Regions from separate parts of the Homo sapiens genome. Here region 1 is linked to region 2. A link is a loop called in an ENCODE intact Hi-C map of the cell type or tissue named here. Cell type or tissue: PC-9. All regions are shown on one strand. Region 1 overlaps RAI1 (retinoic acid induced 1). Region 2 overlaps TOM1L2 (target of myb1 like 2 membrane trafficking protein).

Evidence for each region. Peaks named below come from ENCODE experiments on the same cell type or tissue, not always from the same donor. Only the 100,000 strongest peaks of a DNase experiment are listed, where the experiment ranks them.
Region 1: it touches region 2 in a loop (4-fold over the local background); 14 of 110 quality-filtered maps call a loop at or near these places.

The regions. Positions count from the first base shown.
Region 1 is chr17:17,728,708-17,731,207 of GRCh38, forward strand. The region is part of intron 2 of RAI1 (retinoic acid induced 1); the gene reads left to right. Among named protein-coding and RNA genes, the nearest start is that of RAI1-AS1, 36 kb to the right of the region's middle. RefSeq lists silencers at 948-1,242, 957-1,155, 1,185-1,244. In PC-9, CTCF peaks have their summits at 1,151 (motif pointing right) and 1,350; DNase peaks (open chromatin) are centred at 34, 334 and 1,134; H3K4me3 peaks cover 913 bases; H3K27ac peaks cover 842 bases.
Region 2 is chr17:17,858,874-17,861,373 of GRCh38, forward strand. All of the region lies in intron 12 of TOM1L2 (target of myb1 like 2 membrane trafficking protein), which reads right to left. Among named protein-coding and RNA genes, the nearest start is that of SREBF1, 23 kb to the left of the region's middle. RefSeq lists enhancers at 1-452, 1,226-1,275. In PC-9, CTCF peaks have their summits at 1,516 (motif pointing left) and 1,715; a DNase peak (open chromatin) is centred at 1,552.

The DNA.
Region 1 (2,500 bases), 130 kb before region 2:
TGAGCTTGTTGTTTGCACAGATCCTGCAAGTCAGCGCTTGTGGTTCCAGTTTTACAGAGAAGTGACATGCTTGAGGTCATGCAGCCAGGAGTTGGGAGCCCCAGATTGGACCCAGTCCTCTGACCCCGAGGCCCAGATGCCCTTCATAGCTCCTAGCTGCCCCCAGATTCCCACCATGAGCCCCTACCTCTGCAGGACCCCTGGGAGGCTGGGGCCTACCATGACAAGAACTTCTCCATGGCGCCCCTGAGGTGGTTCCTTGCTGAGGTCCGAGCAGCACAGGGCTGGGCGGCTGTGATGTCCATTCACGTGGGGAGCTGGGTGACTCACTAGCCTGGAGCAGCCTTGGGCTGACTCAGGTCACCTTTGCCAACCTGGGCAAGGCCTGCCTCGCCCCACCTTGCTCCTCCCCAACACTGGCTCATGGTTCCACAGCAGACCAGCCACAGGTGCCCCGTGAGGCTCAAGACACTGTATCCACACTGCTGGGTACCTGTGCCATGTCTTTTCTGGAAGGAGTCTGGGCCTGGTCACGCTGGGCCTTGCCTGGTTATCTGTCTGCTGTAAGCCTTGTAAGGACTACGGTGGTAGAAAAGAGTAGTGGTAACAATAAACCAGACGACCCTCCACCTCCACCCCAGCATCAGGTGTTGCGGGGTTCACAAGCGTGGCAGATCTCAGCATTTGTGGGACCTGCCTGCTGCCATACCTCTGCCCACTCCCATCCACCCATGTGCCACCTCTGTGTTCCCTGAGCCCAGCTTCTCCGAGAGGAGGAGACCCACTGTGGCTTGGCCACACCCAGAAGCAAGTGAGATCGCTGGCCACGAGTGGGGGCTTTTTCTGCTTCTCTGAGCCTCAGTTTCCCCTTTGTATAATGGGGATGATAGCTTTTTCCGGAGAGGACTGACAAGAGAGTAAGGAAAACCAGGTCAAGTTTGTTCAAGTGCCTGGCAGCCCTGGAACGCACACAGAGGCCCATTTGTGCATTTGTGCAACTGTCCATCCGTTCAGGGCACTTGTGTGTTGCCACAGGCCTTGGGTTTGCTGGCTTCTGGGGAGGGACACACACTGTCACATTTCAGTGCTTTCTAGGAGACAGTCTGGGGCTCAGGTGACTGTCATCTCAGCATGAGCCTCTAGGGGGCAAAGATGCTCACTGGACCCACCTGAGGCTATGTTAGCAAAGGTAGAGTGGGAGAAGGGAGAGATGTTTCTGCTGGGGTAGGTCCTAGTGAGATTTGCTGAACCTGGTCCCACATCTTAGCAGGAGCCAGAAACAGTATCACGAGGCATCAGAGGGGCGGGCAGAACAGGAAGTCAGCATCCACCTGTTCCCCAAGGCAGAACTGGGAGAGAGGCAGGCAGATGTTCACTCATTCCACAAAAAGCCCTTTGCACTGAAGCAGGCAGAGAGACCCTGCCTGCGCTGGGTCATCCCTGCAAGATGCCACCTTTCAGGAGAACAGTTTTTGTGATGTTGGTATCTGCCTTCCTCCTAAATATCCCCTTCCTGCCCTTCCCAGGGCCTGAAATGCTTCCGTTAGTCACTGCCGAGGTCAGAGCATGGAAGGCCCTGATTAAAATGCAAACTGTTACTTGGAGGAGTGATCAGAAGATGAACTCATGTTTGCATAATGCAGAGGCCACCCACCCCTAGGCCCCGCAGGGCCGGGCAGGCAGTGCTGATGGGGTTGTGGTGGCTGCCTGGCCCTCATGGGGCGCGGTAGCTCAGCTCTGCCAGGGCAGCCCATGGGGATGCAGCCCATGGCGCCTGTTGCCCACTGTCTCAGGAACAGGATTAGATGTTGACATGACACTTCCTGGTCTGTATATGTTGTCACCTAATTCAGCAGCACCCCTACGACCAGATTTAGACCTGGGGCCACTAGTGCAGCCTCCTGGCTTCAATGCTGCTGCCCAGTGATCACTGTGACCATCCTGCAATACAAGTGGGGCAGGGACGGCAAAGCTGGGGCTCCCAGAGGGGAGCTCCCCTGCCCAAGTCTAGGCCAGTGAGGCCCTGCCAGGGCTGAGGTGTCATATGAGGTGCTGTCACCAGACTGGGGGACCGAGGCACAAGATGAGACTTTGTTGGCCCAGGAGGGTAGGCTGGAGGAGGCCTTTCCAAGTGTGGCACGGGGCGGAGAGGCAGAGAAGCTTTGCCGGTGTCACTCTTCTGTGGGTGTCCCAGCCACAGGGGCCTTACTTCGGGCCCACTCGCAGCCTGGGACCTTGGGCTAGAGTCCCTGAGTGGCCGAGAGAGAGCCCTTTCTAGGAAGCAGGGCAGGCGATGCCCAAGGAGGCAGGCTCTGCAGGAGCTGGGAACTGCCAGAGCATCAGGCATGGTGCCAGCCTGGTATGCTTCTCATACCCACCCAGCCCTTGGTAGCCCTCCTAGAGGTGAGGACGTGGGAGCAGAGGGGCCACACACATAGGGTGTCGGGACCAGCCTGAACCGGGTCAGCCTGACCCTGCACTTGGGGTGCCTGGCGGCCAG
Region 2 (2,500 bases):
CCCGGCCCTAATTTTTGCATTTTTATTAGAGACAGGGTTTCACCATCTTGGCCAGGCTGTTCTTGAACTCCCACCTCGGCCTCCCAAAGTGCTGGGATTACAGGCGTGAGCCACTGCGCCCAGCCCTGGGATGACCTTTTCTTGACTGACTTGGTTGGATTTGATTTGTAGAGGTGCGGCTACACGATTTTCTCCCATTCATTTTATTTTATTTATTTTTGAGACGGAGTTTCACTCTTCTTGCCCAGGCCCGAGTGCAATGGCATGATGTCGGCTCACTGCAACGTCCGCCTTTGGGTTCAAGCGATTCTCCTACCCCAGCCTCCTGAGTAGCTGGGATTACAGGCATGTGCCACCATGCCCAGCTAATTTTGTATTTTTAGTAGAGATGGGGTTTCTCCATGTTGGTCAGGCTGGTCTCGAACTTCCGACCTCACGTGATCCGCCCGCCTCGGCCTCCCAAAGTGCTGAGATTACAGGCATGAGCCACTGTGCCCAGCCTTCCCCTTTTTTATTGTGTTCTTAATTTCTCCCTTGGCCTCGTTTTCATTTCGAGGTCAGCATGGCTTGGGATGGGACAAGGTAACCTGAAATGCTGCAGGTGGGCAAGAATATGTGTAGACACACACAGACACACACAGCCCACATGCTCTGCTGCCCTGTATCGCTAAGGCTGTGGCCATGGCATTGCCCCATGGAGCAGCAAACATGAAAAGCAATCTGATGGCCGGGCATGGTGGCTCACATCTGTAATCCCGGCACTTTGGGAGGCCAAGACGGGCAGAGTGCCTGAGGTCAGGAGTTCGAGACCGACCTGGCCAATATAGTGAAACCCTGTCTCTAGTAAAAACACAAAAATTAGCCGGCTGTGGTGGTGGGCACCTGTAATACCAGCTACTCAGGAGGCTGAGGCAGGACAATCGCTTGAACCTGGGAGAGGAAAGCTGCAGTGAGCCAAGATCGCGCCACTGCACCCCAACCTGGGCGCCAGAGCGAGACTCCATCTCAAAAAAAGCAATCTGCCTACTGCTGGGTGGAAAACCTGCTGGAGTCATCAGGACCTTTGAAAACAGGGAGCTAGTCCAAGCCACACACACAAAGGGTGAAGGGCGGGAAGTCACTCACATCTCCTGGGCTCAGACCCAGGCCTGGGCGCTGATAATGGCAGGGGTGCAGCAGGACACACCCTGGCATGGACAAGGCAGGTCCTGGACCCAGAGTGAGGGACAAATGAGGTCAGCCTCATAGGGGCACAACAGGGCTGCTCCCAGTGCAGGCCAGGGTTGGCCACGAGGAGGGGATGTCCTCACCAGGCAGTATCCTGGTAGGCCCCTGGCTGGGCTCTCTAATGCCCACGCTGGGGCAGGTGGGAGGACATTCTAAGTAATGGGAGAATCAGAGCCATGAGCACTGCATTGATTTTGAGTGTCCCAGTCTCAGGGGTTCAGGTGGCACTGCCCACTCCTGTGGAAAGGCACGGCACTGAGGACCCAAGGCAGCCAGCTGGCTCTTCTGCGCCCTCTGGTGACCAGTGCAGAGGGATGCATGCCCTCAGATCCACCAGGTGAAGACCAGCATGGATGAGGGAGTGAGTCCCTTCCCCCAAGAAGGAGCATCCCGTGGAAACCAGCACTGCTGCCTGCCTGGGCCCATTGGACAGGGGCTTCAGAAGGCTAAAAATTGGGACCCAGTAAGCAAACAGCCCTTTGCAAACCTTCCTGTCCAGTGGACAGATGATCACTGCCCTCTCTAGCCCAGCTGGGGGACCCAGACAGGAGTTCCAGCTGTTGTCGGCAGCTATTCCAAGGACCCTCCTCCTCCCTGCCCCTGCAAACAGACGTGCATTCATACACATTTCTTTGTTAGGCAAAAACAAAAATCTCATGAGAAGCATTAAGACACACATTCTTTCCCCTTCAGTAATCCGAAATTGTACAGAAAGCATGGTTATGTTTGGGGAGGCCCAAACACATACCATTCCCTCCACTTCACTGTGCCGCACCCCCTCACCGCCACAGGACACCCTCCCAGCCACCACCCAACTGCACCAGCTCTGTAAACAAACCCTGGCTCTCGAGTGCCTTCTAATGGGGTTGGTACTGCTCTGCTAGGCCAGTGACAAATGGCCATCAGAGATGTGGCTCGGGTCAGCATTGTCCTTCCTGGTGCAGGCCATGGTTTTATCAGAGCACTGACCACCCTGTGGCACTGTAACAGGTGACCATAGGAGACTTGTGCCTGGAGAACTTGGGGCCACTGTGGTAGGAACAGCAGGGGTTCTGGAAATGGACACTAATCCTAGGATTGGAACCCCAGCTTGCTGTCTGCTCTCTGGGTGTCTCAGCCTGTCTCCCACCTGCCTGGGACTGTTTTCTCTTGGGTGGATTGGGAAGCTCATGTGTGGCCTCATCTCACGGGGTGAGGTGAAGACTCAATGAGGCACTACCTGGGTTCCACGGGGTGTCCCCCGTGGGTCTCTCCCCCAGGGTGTCCCTGCCCC